Linked DNA regions of Homo sapiens: region 2 is linked to region 1. A link is a contact called in ENCODE Hi-C or POLR2A ChIA-PET data. All regions are on one chromosome and are shown on one strand. Each heading gives the region's core, a stretch centred on a gene start or an enhancer-like site at or near the end of the contact. The rest is flanking DNA. Distances are from core to core; before and after follow the strand shown.

Region 1 (7,507 bases), core at 4,253-6,752:
TTGTAAATGGAACAATTAATTTCTATCCAGATGTTAGGATTAAAAACATAACTGAAGGAGAGGTCTTTTTGGCTTCAGTAAAAATGCTTATCAACAAAATCCCAATTTTATGTAAAGATAAAGTGCTGTGCCAGAAAAATCATGGCTTATTTTCTTGCATATTTCTCGTCATCATTTCCATTTCCAGCATTTACTTTTTTTATTTTAACTGAAGAGAAAATTAAATGCTCTACTTAAGTTTCCTCCTGTTATTTACAAGTTGTCTTCTTCAATCCGTGGGTGAGATTGGCTGCAAAGTTTGAAGAAGATAGCAAACTCTGCAAAGAGATGAGATTTGTGTCATTAAAAATAAAAGCCACATGCACGAGTCATCATTTTTCATCTTTCAGTGTGTTGTTAGTTTTGCTGAACCGTATACTTTGTACTAATAATGCTAATTTGTCTGTTACCTTTGATGACTGTTGAATGGAGCTGCTGTTCCACAGACAGAGGCCTGATGACTCTCCCCGTTCTTACCCTAAGAAGAGGCGGCGGGCAACAGCCCCCACTTTCAAGGACTGCGTGCCGGCCCCTCCTCTGCTGGCCCCACATTTCCTATTTTAGGGTTTTGCATTCTTTCCTGGAGGCAGCAGGTGACGATGACAGCCTCAAGGCCTCCGGGGCACTCGGCTCTGGTTGCGAGAGCTGTTACTGGCGATCTTTAAACAGCACTGGTCTGCTCTGGAGCTGCCCGTTCTGGGGCCCTCGCTGTCCGCGGGCTGACTGCGTGTTGTCGGGGACACTTGTGGACACTGTTTCTAGGCTGTTCTCACACCACGGCTGTTCTGTGTCCCAGAGGCCAGGCCCCTGTCCGCAGCCTGTCTCTTCCCCCTGGGGCCTTTCCGTGGGTCCCCATTGGGTTGGTCTTTCTCTCCTCTCTTCTCCCTCCACACTGTCCTGTCGGTGGGGCCCCCTGTCCTAGTGTCCCTCTCCAGCCCTCCCCCGAAGCCAGCTGCAGCTGGCAGGGCTCCCTGGTGGAGGCCTCCCTGTCCCTGCCCGTGTGGTTCTCAGGTGGGGGTCTTGTTTCTTGGTGGGCGTCTCCAGGGCAGGACTGGGTGTTCCTTCCTCTCTGTGGACCCCAGACACAGGGCGCTGACACCTGTGTCGGGTGATACTTAAGAGCGTTTTGTGCCACGGGGGACCCAGAATCGAGCTCGGCTGTTCAGTTGATTGTAGCCATGTCTGTAATAAATGGTGATGATCCAGGACCCTCGGGACAGTTTCTCCTCGAGCTTAAGGGGACCTTCTCAGGCTCCCCGAGGCTCTGCCTGGCTGCGATTCTGCATGGAACAACGCAGCTGCGGTGGGAGGCATCCAAGGAGCTGGTACTAGTGAGAAGTGCCCCCCCAGCACCCGAAGTGAGGTCTTTACAAGGGCCACGTCTGACTCTGCTCAGAGAGTTCGTTGGCCTGTGCTGATCAGCACACACCTGGGCTGGTGACCTCTGTCCCCCACTGCCTGGGCCTGGTGTCCTCCATTCCCCACTGCCAGTGCTGGTGACTTGCACCCCCCACTGCCTGGATCTCGTGACCTCCACTCTGCCGCTGCACGGGCCTGGTGACCTCGGTTCCCTACTGCCCAAACCTAGTGACCTCCACCCCCCTGCAACTTCCTGGGCCTGGTGACCTCCCTTCCCCACTGCCCGGGCCTGGTGACCTCTGCCCTCCACCGCTTAGGCCTGACAAACTCGGCCCCCTGCCACCCAGGCCCGGTGACCTCGGCCCCCTGCCACCTGGGCCTGACGACCTCTGCCTCCAGCTGCCTGGGCCTGCAGGGGTCAGCCAGTCTTCCCCCGGGAGGGGAGAGGCTCCCTAGGGCCAGCGGGTGGTTTGCTCCCTGCTCGGGGTTCTGGCGGGGCCTGCAGGGCTCTGAGCCCTGGAGGGAAGGGGCTCCTCTTTTCAGATTCACCCACAGGAGCCTGGAGAGTGAGCCGCCCCCACACTGGCATGCAGAGGCCCAGGGTCTCGCTCCCCACTCCTGGCCTGGCTTTTCCTGGAGGCTGTCCCTGGAACCCTTCAGGAAAGAGGAGGCATGTGGGTGAGGGGAGGACTCCTGCATTATCTCAGAACCCAAATGGCTCCAGACCTCTCCAGCCCTGCCCCAGGACTCAGCGCTCACTAATACCCACCTGCCCTTTGTCTCCCAGCCCCCACTCTCCCTCCCCACAGCCTTGGGAGGGTCCCACCTGGACTGAACTAGGGGCTGCGGCGGGACCCAGCCCCGTTCCTGCTTCAGCTCTCTGTCAACTCTCCGGAGCTGGGCAGGTCCCCTCGCTGCTGGGGGTGAACCTGTGGATATGCTGCTCTGTCACTCACACTGCCGCAGGGCCATCCAGCCACGGCTCAGGATTCTGCGCAACAAACACCTTGAACCCACTGTAATTAGCAAAATGTACCTTTTAACCCAATCCTGAGTCCTGAAGTGCAAATATAAATTCCAATTAACAGCCACATCTACTTGGCAAGCTATGCTTGCATGTATACATTTTTAAAAAATTACTTAAGATAAATGATTACTGGAACTCCTCATTAGTTTTAAGCAGAACTAAATGAATACAGTATTAAAAAAAATTAACCTGCCTTCTTGAAAATATTATACTAACTTCAAAATAGGAGAGGCTTCGTGTTAATGGACTGGATCCTAGTGTGTGGGAATTCAGTTCACCGGCTGCTCGTGTGAGAATCATACTGAGCACCCACAGAAAAGCCTGCTGTGGACAGTGCCGTACAGTTCACAAAGGCGCCGCAAACTATGAGCTCTGCTAATCCAGTCACTCGAGTCTGTCCTGTAACAGGGACAGTTTCTAGATTAGGTCAATCACTAAAAAACTTAAAATCTAAATCTTTTCTTTTCTTCTTTTGAGACAGAGTTTCGCTCTTGTTGCCCAGGCTGGAGTGCAGTGGTGCAATCTCGGCTCACCGCAGCCTCTGCCTCTCGGGTTCAAGCAATTGTCCTGCCTCAGCCTCCAAGGTAGCTGGGATTACAGGCACCCGCCACCACGCGTGGCTAATTTTTTTGCGTTTTTAGTAGAGACGGGGTTTCTCCGTGTTGGTCAGGCTGATCTCGAACTCCCAACCTCAGGTGATCCGCCAGCCTCAGCCTCCCAAAGTGCTGGGATTACAGGCGTGAGCCGCTGTGCCCTGCCACTTGTTTGGATCTTAAACCGCAATTCCCTCTTCTGTTCTCCTGGGATCACGTGATGCGGACGCCCCGTGCACGGTTTCCACCAAGACTCCCTGACGACCACAGCCAGCAAGCTCAGCTTCCGTGGAAATGAGCAGATGGTCGTGTGTCTGGCCTGTGGGTCAGTCTCTCCCCTAAAGCCTGGCCCAGGACGCGACTCTGAAGACGGGTTTCGTGTGGATTTTCCTCTCTGCGCGGGACTTTTCCTCTGCAGCTCCTAAGAAGTATTTTGGACAGTGACCTAAATACTTTCTCCGACAGAAAAAGCATGATCTGATCAACTGCGATTGACAAAGCATGGACTCATAACCCTGCTTCCGAAAGCATTGATCGTGGGTACGATGTCTACATTTGTGTGAGATCAGACCCGGCCTTCTAGAACCACGCAGTCAACACTCAGAAAGGATGGCACGACCATCCTCTGAGCGTGGCTGGCGGAGATGATGAAACCAGTTTTTAAACGGTGATTTATTTTAAAGGCAAGTGTTCTCCAGCAGCAAATTAGCAGAGAGAAGCCCATTCCTCCTATTTCTAAAAGAAAGAGATTTTGAGGGAGATCTTAGCTCACCTGAGGGGTTTGGATCAGAAAAATTCTGTGGCTTATAAAGTCGTTTGTTATTTTGCTGTGATTTTATACACAATGGAAGGGTGAGGAAAAGGTCAGCAATAACTCTGCGACTGCATTTTAGCTTGGAAAAAATGTAATATTGATCGATAGGAAAATGGAAAAAGTGCAACTATTAGCACCTTACTTGATCTTCTCCGACCTTTACCCGTCCGCGCTGGTTTTATTCTTAAATGTTATGCCTCCTGTTCAAAGGTTTGTCCTGCTTAGTCTTTTATTTAATTAATCCATGATCTTCCTCACTCTCTCTAATGTTGGGACAAGACCGGCTCCTGATTTCCCTGCTGTGCTCCCGAGTCTGGGTCACACACAACTTGGAGCCGTGAAAGAGCTGCCGTCCGCGGGCATTAACCCTCCATCTTCCTGCACATCACTGGAGGGAACCGCCGCGCAGCCCAGACAGCCACGCAGGTGGCGACTTCTTGAGCCCTTCCCCCTGCGGTGTCCCACGTGAAGCCCCGGGGAGCTGGAGCCGCCTCCTCTGTGGGGAAGATGGCTCCTCACCACCTGGCAGGGGGCTGACACCACAGACCCAGGCCCTGGTGCCAACTCCTGCTGCTCAGGGACTGAACATGGCCCAGATGGTCCTGGGTGAGGCATGGCACGAGGGGGTGCCCCACGTCTAGCAGGCACTGCTGCTCCGTGGCAGAGTCCTGGCCCTGTGTGCACCCCAGCCCTGCTGAGGCCTTCAGGAGGGGGGCAGAGATGACAGCCCCAAGACCTGAAGGTGGACTGAGCTGAGGGCGTCGGGCTCGCCAGGCCTTGGGACGAGTGTGTCGGCACCTGCTCTGGGTGGATAGTGTCCCCAGAATTTACATCCACCTGGGGCCTGTAATGTGGCCTCACTTGGCAACATGGCTGTTTCCCATGTAATCAAGGTAAGATGAGGCCCTACCGACTGGGACTGGTGGGGCCTTAAATCCAATAAGACCAGTGTCCTCACACGAGGGGAGTGTGGACACAGAGACATCCAGGAAGAAGACACTCACAAAAAGATGGGCAGAGATAGGCCAGCATGGCGACAGCAAGGCAACCCGAGGCCTGCCGGAGCTGGGAGGAGTGAGGCCAGCCGGACACACAGGCACGTGGGAAGCTGGCAGGCAAACTGGCCCCACTGTGGGGAGACATCGCCCCAAGGCATCTGAGATCCCCATTTCCAGGAAAGCCACCTGCACCTGCTTCCTCATTCGGTGCCACGTGAATTAGTGATGTGACTTTGTGTGGACGGGGACTGGGAGGCAAGGACGCAGGGAGAGGCAAGGACACGGGGCCTGGCGACCCCTGAGTTGAGGATTCCGCAGGCCCTGGGCCGACTCCCACTGAGGACTGAGGACCTGAGGCTCACGCTTCATCCCCAGCGCCGGCTCCCTGAGGAGGCCCCTCTGCACTCTGTCCCTCCTCAGGGGACAGGAGGGGGAGGGTGCAGATAAGGCACCGGGCCCCGGGTTATCTGGCTTGACCTTTGGAGAAGCCGAGAGGGGAGTGTTGTCACCCAGAGGAGATAGAGGGTCGCCTGGTGGGAGCAGCTTCCAGCCTTCCTGAGTGGTCAGGGGCAGGGCCCTGCGAAGACAGCCTGGACTGGGGCACTGGCCTGGCCTGTCAGCGCCATCCCTGCGCGGCTCCCAGACACCCAGCTGTGCCGGCCTGGGGCATGCATGAGCGCTCACGTGCCTTTGCTTCTGAAAGGAACTTGCAGGCTGGGCAGCCGCTGCTCCAGGGCCTGGACGGTCTCCACGTATGCAGAGGCACAGCCGAGCCACACACCCACCATGCAAGACAGGGCCTGGAGACCCGGAGAGGGGAGCCTCTTGCCACTGGGGAGTAAGGAGAAGACCAGCTGTTTTATTTAGACATGCAGTTTAAAATAATGATGGACACAAGAAATCACGTTGCCGGGCAATCGGCAGAATCAGATTGGCAGAATCAGCTTCTCATTGGGTTTAGTTAAATCTGGGTTATCTCATTTTCCAGGTAACACCAAGAATATGAGAAAGGCGGATGTGGCTTCTTCTTTAACCAAAAAAAAAAAGGGGGGGAAACTTTTTTTCTTCATTCGTTTTTTCATTCATGAATTTTTTCTTCATTCATTTGTGAACAAACATCACCTGCATATAAAAAAACTAAGAGAATCTCCACTTGCTCATCCCAAACGCAGACCCACGGAGCCCCAGGAACAGTATTGCTGTTTCATTTGATGGGAAGAATCAGAAAGCTGAAATTTTCCCAGATAATCATTGCTTTGTAATTCCCTGTGATTGATTTAATAGCAGAGTGGACAGTTCAATACAATTGCACCACATTAAGGATGACTTTCTGAAGGCGCAGCAGCGCGAGTCCCCACGTATTAATGTTTACATGAAAAGCACTCAGGGAGCTACAGGGTGGGTGGGAAAGACTTTGCCTCATCTGAATTTCAGGCAGTTTGGAAGCACACTAAAATGCACTCTATTTTATTAAGCAACCCACACTTGAGGGGCATAATTCATCCTTGAATTTCACTCCACAATACGAGTGACTTAATGTTACTGATTAGAATTACAACAGGGTTTTATATCACCATAAATGCACTTTGACAATATTTGTATAAGGCACATTTTATTGCTCATATCTACACGTGTTGCCAAAGTGAAATAATTTTTCGGGGTAGAAAATGCAAGCCACCACGCCCGGCCCGTGATTTATAATCTTTTAATGAGAAGTTTTCTAGCTTCTAAATTCCATTCTAGTTTAAACACTTACCAAAATAACAGAAAACATGATGCCCTGATAGGCAACAAGGGGGAAAAGGTGTTTCTCACCAATACAAACCTGTGCATCACCTTCAGAAATCTCCACTCAGGAAAAGGCGGCAATTCCAGTGAATCAAGAAACGTGTTTGCTATTTGCACGTCAAAGAGCAGCTGAGTCAGCCCCTGTAATAATACGAAAATCACTGTGCAAATACTTCACGGCCATAGGAAGAGCAAGATATTTTAAAACTAAAAACCCTCCTGTCTGTTGCGGTGTGTGCTGGGGGTGAGTGGGTCGTGAACTCAGGACCCTCCTGTCTGTTGCGGTGTGTGCTGGGGGTGAGTGGGTCGTGAACTCAGGACCCTCCTGTCTGTTGCGGTGTGTGTTGGGGGTGGGTGGGTCGTGAACTGAACTCAGGACCCTCCTGTCTGTTGCGGTGTGTGCTGGGGGTTAGTGGGTCGTGAACTGAACTCAGGACCCTCCTGTCTGTTGCGGTGTGTGTTGGGGGTGGGTGGGTCGTGAACTCAGGACCCTCCTGTCTGTTGCGGTGTGTGCTGGGGGTGGGTGGGTCGTGAACTCAGGACCCTCCTGTCTGTTGCGGTGTGTGCTGGGGGTGAGTGGGTCGTGAACTCAGGACCCTCCTGTCTGTTGCGGTGTGTGCTGGGGGTGAGTGGGTCGTGAACTCAGGACCCTCCTGTCTGTTGCGGTGTGTGCTGGGGGTGAGTGGGTCGTGAACTCAGGACCCTCGTGTCTGTTGTGATATGTGCTGGGGGTGGGTGGGTCGTAAACAAGTGGGAAAAACAGGAACAAGAACCCCAGAAAACCAAGTGCAACCTCTGTGGCTGCAGACAGAGGGGAGGCCAGAAATGCAGTAAAGCATGGATTTCAACTGGAAATGCTTTATGATTATTATTTTCTCTGCAGGCTTCA
Region 2 (7,715 bases), core at 2,176-4,675, 46 kb after region 1:
GCAGGGCTGGCTGCGAGGGAGGGGGCGTTGGGTGCCTGGCGGAGGCGCCCTCCCCTGTCCATTTTGCCCAGCTTTCTGTCTGGGGCGCACGGAGCAATCGGAAGAGGGGACCGAGCGCCCACCCCAGGACTCCCTCGGCCAGTACCCTCCCTGGGACCTTGCCCAAGTTCAAAGCGGAGGCCAGTGAGCAGGCGGCAAGGGGGCGGCAAGGGGGCGCCCGGGCCATCCCGAACCCGTTCCCCGCCTTCTGCGCCATCGCCCTCCGGGACCGGGACTCGCCCCGGTTGCCCTCGCCCCCTGGGCCGGCCTCCCGTGGTAAGTTGGGAAGGAAGCCGTGCAAGGCAGCGTTGTGCAGACTTGCTCAGAAAGATTCCTGGGTTCAGACCTGTGAATCGCCCCAGGGTCACCCTCTAATTAATGATGACGTCCTCGCCCTCTCCCCAGCTGCAAGCCTGCCTCCCAGAAACGAAATCTGCCTGCTCTTTTGACAGCTCGGTTGAAGGTGATTGATGACTATCTGGAGACCACAGTACACATCATATAATATCTGCTGCGTAATTGCTTTAATTTACAGATGAAAATACGAGTTCTCCGATCGCGTTGGACCGGAGCGGGCCACGTCCGAGCTGCTTGCAGAGGGAAACCATCGGAAATAATGAATAGCCGCTCCATGCAAATTATTCAGACAGTTTAGCGTCGGTAGCCGCGAGAAATATATAAAGAACACGAGTCAAATGACATTAATAATTGTTTCTGAATTCTGTATTGATTTCGCGGCAGGCCGCGTTTCTTTCTTTCTCACCTGAATCGCTAATATCACCTTCCTGTAAATAATAAGAAACTAGCCACCGGGGTTTCTCGCTAGAAATGAATCTCTCAACCCCTTTCCCTCTCCTCCTGCTCCTCCCCTCCCCCACCCTCCTTCCTCCCCTCTCCCACCCTCCCTCCTCCCCACTCCTTGCAGTTTTCTGGTTTTTCCCGAGCATCCTTCTACTTCCCATTATTTATTGTTTACAAACTACTCGCTCTCTCCAGGTAATGAGGCCCGGCTGAAGGAGGGGTGTGAGCCCAGCCGGGCCAAGGGCTGGGATGGGGAGTAGAGACCCCCAGAGGGGAGGCATTCAGCTGTGGCTTGTCCTTTCCTCACCTATACTCGGGGACCTGGCCTCGGCGACTGTGAGCACTCCGCCGGCTGAGGGGGAGAGCCAGGGCCCAGGGGCCCAGCCACCTATGCCCTGCACCTCTGGGCTCTAGTGCAACAGCTCAGCCCACCCAGACCTGAGGCTGGTGCATTTCCTTCCTTCCAGACCCGGCGGGGCTTAACTGGAGCCGAAGCCCCAGAACAGGCGGCCATTCATCTTCTGAGCAGAGTCTGGGAGAAGCAGCCTCCACTTCCCAGGGCAGCCAGTACGTGGGGGCCCTTTCGGGGGCTTCCTTTGACCACCACCGCCACCTTCTCCTGTTCTCTTTTGCCTTTCCAGCCTGTGTGCATAAATCGACGCTCCAGTCCCCACCAGCGGGCGACCCTTTCTCCGTGACCCAGAAACCTGGCCTCTGAATCGGCTTTCCCAGGCCGCCGCACACACACGCTCCACTTCCTGCCCGCCAGCAGGCCCCAGCGCCTGGGGTCCGGGCCCAGTCACAGTCACCCTGCCTCGGGAAGCTCGCAACTGCCCAGGAGGCCTCCTGACCCGCCCGGCCTCACCCAGGCCCCACTACTCATTCCAGGACACAGGGTCAATCCAGCCTGTGGATTGGCGACCACCGGGACATCTCACTGAAACCCTGTAGCCTGGCCTAGGCCCGCCTGCCCAAACCGGGGATTCTCACTGGGCCACCCTTCTCCCATAGATAATACTGGAATATTTTCCAAGTGCCTTCACCAAAAGGCCAAGCCTGGAGCGGAGGCACCCAGTGTCCCTTTCACCAACGATAGGACGCTCAGCATCTCAGGTATCAGCTGAACGCGTCTGCATAGACTCGGAGTGCTGAGCCTTCCTCCCTCTAGGGACCCCCGGTACTAAATACACCCGTGAGCAGGTGGGCCAGAAGTCAGCCGGCTCCCGGAGTACACAGCACCGGCTCAGCTTCGGGGAGATGAGGTGCTCCCGCTGGCCTGGAGCGCTCCGAAGAGCGGAGGACCAGGGCCGGAGCAGGCCGCAGGGGAGGCAGGGGATGGTCAGCCCCTAACGCGAAGCGCAGGCGGGTCGCCTATTTTGACGGGGTTACCGTTGGCCGTCGGAACCATGGAAGGCCTCCGGGGAGACAGGCCGGGCCCTGACCCTTCTTCGGCCAGCCTAGCCCTGGTGCTTCAGGAGTTACCCTGGGGGCCACCAGTTCCCCGCACCAAGAGCTCGTCCGGAGGGAGCTCCTTCCAGCCCAGAGAAGTTAACTCCAGCCAAAGGCGAAGCCGGGAGCCCGGGGCACCAGGCAAGGGCCTTTCTTTCTGAGACCTGGGGCCAGAGACCTTGGGGGCGCCTGTGCCCGCCCACCGCTCGGGACACCCGGCTGGGGTGTGGGTTTGAGAGGCCTCACGGTCGCTGACGCCGCACTGGCGAACCTCGAGGTTGGCAGGTCATTTCCTCACAGCCCCGAGGCCCCCTCGGAGCCAGTGGTAGGAGAAGGAGCCACAGGGACAAGCGGTGAATCTCTGGATTCCCAACCGCCCTCCATGGGGGCCCGCGGCCCTCTCCCTCCTCTCTCCCGCTGCGCCCCCGCCGCTTGCTCCCTGGGTACGGCCTGAGGCTGGACGGAGCGCCGTCCGGGCGTCCAGGACTCAGGCCTGGCCACTCCGAGCCCCCCACCCCCCGCCCCGCGCCGGCCCGCGCACCCTGCTTCCCGCAACTTGCAGCAAACGCAGCGGCCTCTGGAGAGCCTAGCGACGGGTAGCAAACTTTGTCCCCTTAAGCGCAAGAGCAATCCTCGCAAAGTTTGTGCGGCGGAGCCCACTCCCTACCTGAGCTGGGGAAGCTCCCGCCCGCGCCGTGTGGCTGCCGGGGCCGCGGGGAGCAGCTCGCAGCCCGGGACGCACCGGGGAGTCGCCGCAGCCGCCGCCGCCCGCTCCCCTCGGCGGCCGCGCGGAGCCTCCGCCTCCTCGGAAGGGGGGAGGGGTCTCGGAACCCCGGGGCGGGGGCGGGAGCGGGGGACCTCACCTACCTGCGGTGGCGCTGGGCCGCTCCCGGCAGCCCGCGAGGGCTCCGCGCGGAAGCTCGGCGCGCGCGCTCCAGCGGGGAGCCGGCGACAACTAATGGAGACATTTCCAGGCGGAGCACCTGGCGAGCGGAGCGCGCCGGCGTCCCCAGGCGCCGCGGTCGTCAGCCGAGCCCGCACCGGCGTGACGTGGGCGAGCGAGCGCGCTGCTCCCACCCGGCCGCCCATTAACGCTTTCTCCCGCGGGCGCCGCGCTCTTGCCAACTTTCCCCTCCGTCCGGTCTGCGCGCGGCGCGCCGGGTGCAGGAGCTGGGGTGAGGGCGCCCCGGGTGCCAGCAGGGGCGCTGGGAGCTGTTTGGGCGGGGACGTAGGGCTCCGGGAGGTCACACAGCCCTAACAGGACAGTGGGAAGGCGCGCGAGCCAGATTTGGCCAAACGCTAAGCTCGCTGCGGCCTCGGGCCCTCGGCCCACGGGGCCCCTCTCCCCGTTTGGGCTGCCCCACCCAGGGACGCTTGGGCCGGGCGCGAAGAGCCCGGAAATAGCCACCCTTGTCGTCGGCCCGGTTTCCCTCCGAGGTCTTAGTATTTCCCCCCTCCCCCACCCCCCAAGGCCTGTGGAGGGCGAGGCTGCTGCTCCAGCCAACCCTCGGAATTGGCTGCAGGGCGCTCAGGTCCTGCCTTTCTTCCCCTGCCCCTCTCCCAAGCCCCTCCGTGCTAAGCGGCCCAGTTCTGGGTTCTCTCCTGGTGCCCACGCTAGTCCCTAGCCGGCTCACTCTCAAAACAGCAGGCTGTGGCAGGGGCAAAGCCTAGGTCCGGGCACCAGGACCCGGGCAAGTGGGCGCGAATGGACCACGGTGATAAGCCGCCCGAGGACCAATGAGTCTGTGACCTGCCCGGGCTAAGGGGGGCATGCCCTGGTGGGGAGCCTGGTCCCAGCCGCCAGGGTTAGGGGAGGGCATGGGGGCTGGACCTCTGGCCTGGGGTCAGACTAGGGCTGGAGGGTCTTCCGCTTCTGCAGCCTGAGGCCAGGACCCAGTCAGGGAAGGTGCGCCTGCGTGCAGCTTGCCCTGCCCCTCCCTCAGGGAGCTGGGGGGCCCCTACCCTGCCCCCGCCACCTCGCCCCCGCAGCCGGGCACAGGTCTGTTTGTCATCCACAGAGCCGCTGCTCTGCAGAGGTCAAGACAGGCCCCGAAGGGAAGCTGGAGCAGCAGGTGACCGGCTGCCCAGGTCAGAGCCAGAAGGGACTGGAGGATGATGCAGCCCCAGGGCTCCTGGGGGATGAAGGAACTAGGGCCCTGAGAGGGCCACTCTCCCAGGCACTGGCCTGGCTGGGGCTGCAGACGCGCCCCCTGGTTCCCATGCTGCCCCCATTAGTGGCGATGTGCGGGGCAGGGCAGCCTCACTCCTACCTGGAGGATGTCCTTTTGGGCAGTGCCATGGGGTATTTGGGGCAATCCTCACATATATTTGCTTCCTTCCTTTATTCTACCCTCCTCCTCCATCATTTTTACTTCAAAGAACCATGAACTTGTTTCTTGTCATCTGTGGTCATGCAATGACATTTGAGATTTGTTGACTTGGACAATCTCTGAAAAAGTTATTTGCATCGTTTTCTTCAGCTCTCTCTGTAGCTGCGGGAAAGGGAACAGGCCTCTGCTTGCCTCCCCATTGCACAGGGAACCATCCTTGTCTGCAAGCCTTGCTCATCCTTCTTTTCCTCCACCCGTGGGGCTTCCACGGGGAAAGAAGAGGGCCCAGAGTGTCCAGCCCAGGTGCTGGATCGAGAGCTCCAGGGGCTCCCCCGGGAAGGACGAGGCTTTGGTCTCTGGCCTGCTCTGGCAGCAGGGAGGTGGAGTGGGCCGTGAGGCATGGTGCGGACCGTGCGTGTGAGTCACCAGTGCAGCCCATGGGCGGACTCTGGGGCACAGGGAAGGGGGCTCTGGTTCTAGGTTTCTACCCTCCAGCTTGCTTCAAAGCGTGGGGGACAGATGGGCGGGAGCGAGCGGGTGTGCCCTCCGTGTCAGATGGAATCGTCCTCCTTGGGAGGTGGGGAGAGCGTCTTCAATTCCAGCCAGAAGGAAGTTGAGGCCCAGCAGGCTCCACCCCGGAAGGGAGAGGAGGCCCCTCCGTGCCGCACTGTTGATCTTGGCAGGCCCTTCGGGACCAACAGGGACAGTGCGTCAGGACTGCCTGCAAGCTCATGTGGACTTAGGTTCTTGTTAAGGCTCAGTGTAAGCAAAGCGTATGTGCCTTTCCAACCTGACTTCACGCAATGAACTCCTTTCATAGGCACTGCGGCCTCTTCAACAGCAGCAACAGTGGCTAAGAGGCCCTGAAGCCCACAGATGAGGAGCTCAGGGTCACCACCCCCCAGAAAGGGCTCACTGCTAGGATCTTCGTAGCTCAGAGACTGTCAGGCATCCTCTGAAACAACCCCGCCTCCCATCCCTAGCGAGGCTCCGTGTGTGACTTTGTCCCCTTCCCTGGAGGGCAGGGCCAGCTGTGTCCTCCCCCACCTTGGTGCTCCATCCTCAGCACAGGTCCTCTGCACACTGCCAGGCCTGACCTTACCCTGATTTCATGACTCAAGCGACCATGGGCATCTGCAGCTGCCCTCTGCCCCTCAGCCCTTGACCTTGAGGGCAGGGGAGCTGCCCCCACCCTCCTGCTGAGTTTCCAGGCGCTCTGAGGAAAGGATGGAAATTCCCAGGTCTTGGCCAGGAGGCCTGGCAGGGAACATCTGTCTGGGGCCTCCAAGCGAGCAATCAATCCAGAAAGTCTGTCTGCAGCCTGGGCCACCCCTGCAGGGGAGTGTCCTCCAGGGCCGGCTGTGCCTGGCCTCTGCTCCGTATCCTGCTCCCCCCATGGATCCTCTTTCAATCCCTCTTTTGTTCTTCCTGCTGGCAGGGCCCCCAGAGTGCAATCTGAAATAGAAGTCTTTGTGCCCCCAGGGCTTGGCCACGCTGCCGCCTCCTCCTCCTCACCTGGATGCTGCTGTAGCATGCACAGGCATCTGGGGTGGAGAACGCCATCCAGGATTGTCCTGAGGCGTGGTCCTAACATAGCTCCCGGTGCCTGTTGTCACCCAGAGCCCCACAGCCTCATCTTCTCCACCCTTTCCAGAGACCCAGGAGGGGAAGGAGGCCCTTCCCCAGGCCAAGGGGGAGGCCTGGGAAACCTGTCTGAAGTGAGGATGGTCTCCAAAGCATCCTGGGCACTAGTTCACAGAGATGCTCTTGTCCTTGGAAGGCTGGTCCTGACAGCAGAAGGGCAGTGTTTGCAGGATGTAGCTCCCTAGGGGTGTGGCGTGGACAACAGTGTCTTTCATCTCTGGAAGCTCCCTGAGCTCCTGGCTGCTTCAGGGGGTCCCCAGCCTTGGGGCCCAGCCAGTGCTGCAGGGGCAGCCTGCCTTGTACAGCACAAGGGCAGACACAGTGAGTTTCTTTCCCAAGCAGAGTGGCATCTGGGTGGAGACGGCGCTGTGTGGCCAAGGATCAGTGGTGCGCATGGCTGCTGCAGAGTGACCACCAGTGGCTAGCCAGGGGTGGGAGCTTGAGCCCCTTTCACTCTCCTTCTCCTGCTGTCCTGTCCTTGTGAGGCTGGAATGAGGCCAAGGGAGCAAAAGTTGAGAAGTTATTTATTTCTCCTCTTTTCGGGATGAAGAAACGGTGTCCATAATACTGAAATGCATCAGCAATTTTAAGAAGGCCTCATTATTAAAAGCGAAAGGCTATTAGTTCCAGCAGTGTCTGCAGTCTGTATATTTAAATTTGAAATGTTTACCTGGCACAACCTCAAATCACGAGAACCCCAGCTAGAAGAGACATCCACATGAGATTAAGTTATTTTAAATTGTAGAAAAAGGCAGCAGTATGTACGACTGCCAAGTGACTTGAATATTGTTTTGAATTATTTGATGTAGCATTAAGAAAACCTTCAGTAGGTAGAGAAGAAATGTATAAGTGTATCTTAAATGCAATTACTCTTTGCATATTGCTATATGTCGTAGGAACCTCAAAAATACCGAACTATAGATGTAGGAGAGGCCCTGAAACCTGGGAGCTAATGGGGTCTCCTGCCTGGAATTTGCAGGGAGGTTACATTCCTGAAATGAGAATGTATGAGAAACAGCAGAAATGAGAAACAGCATCGCTGCTTCCTGAGGGCTGTTACTGACATGAACGATTCTCTAGTACTTGGATGCAAAATGTACTTTAATAAATAGAAGGTGACAAGACACCATGTAGCATCTTCATGGGTCAGTACGTAAATAGGAGAGAAGAAGAGGCAGAGCCCTCCTAAGGGTGACCTCCGTCAGCCCCAGGAACTTGGGCCTGGGTGCCGCCCTCAGGCTGAGTTCTCTGATACTAGTCCTGTCCTGCCACAGCACGGCATTGTGACTTCTTCCCTATACTCCCCAGCAGGGCTTTGGGGAGGTCCGTGATACTCACCTCCACTTCTGTGATGCCCAGAAAGAGACAGGAAGTGAGGGAACACGAGTGCACGTCGAGGCACCACGTTTTGTCGTTTGCGTTGAGGAGCTGGCCTCTGTCTGCACCTGGCTG

The links. Hi-C counts contacts between places; a loop is a spot of excess contacts on that map. ChIA-PET counts read pairs that join two places held with the same protein, here RNA polymerase II (POLR2A). Pooled maps may share reads with other maps.
Region 2: a map of Right ventricle myocardium inferior shows a loop between it and region 1 (2.0-fold over the local background). The contact joins the promoter of CTD-2194D22.4 here to the enhancer-like site in region 1. A Hi-C loop is called at or near these places in 1 of 168 maps with a recorded cell type or tissue (Right ventricle myocardium inferior) and 3 of 50 pooled maps. POLR2A ChIA-PET finds 5 or more read pairs at or near these places in 1 of 52 experiments (WTC11).

Annotation. Positions count from the first base shown.
Region 1 is chr5:1,835,927-1,843,433 of GRCh38, forward strand. No RefSeq gene overlaps it. Among named protein-coding and RNA genes, the nearest start is that of LINC02116, 17 kb to the right of the region's middle. RefSeq lists enhancers at 3,261-6,752, 4,861-5,848. Within about 2 kb of position 5,503, at least 3 of the 41 ENCODE cell types and tissues checked have a DNase peak (open chromatin) inside an H3K27ac peak, as active enhancers do.
Region 2 is chr5:1,883,906-1,891,620 of GRCh38, forward strand. CTD-2194D22.4 (a long non-coding RNA gene) reads left to right here and starts at 3,426. Exons shown (of 4, transcript NR_109912.1): 1 at 3,426-3,464; 2 at 4,308-4,377. It overlaps IRX4-AS1 (IRX4 antisense RNA 1), which reads left to right. Exons shown (of 2, transcript NR_183257.1): 2 at 575-744. It also overlaps a transcript of IRX4 not described here. RefSeq lists enhancers at 1-736, 1,286-1,819, 5,400-6,200.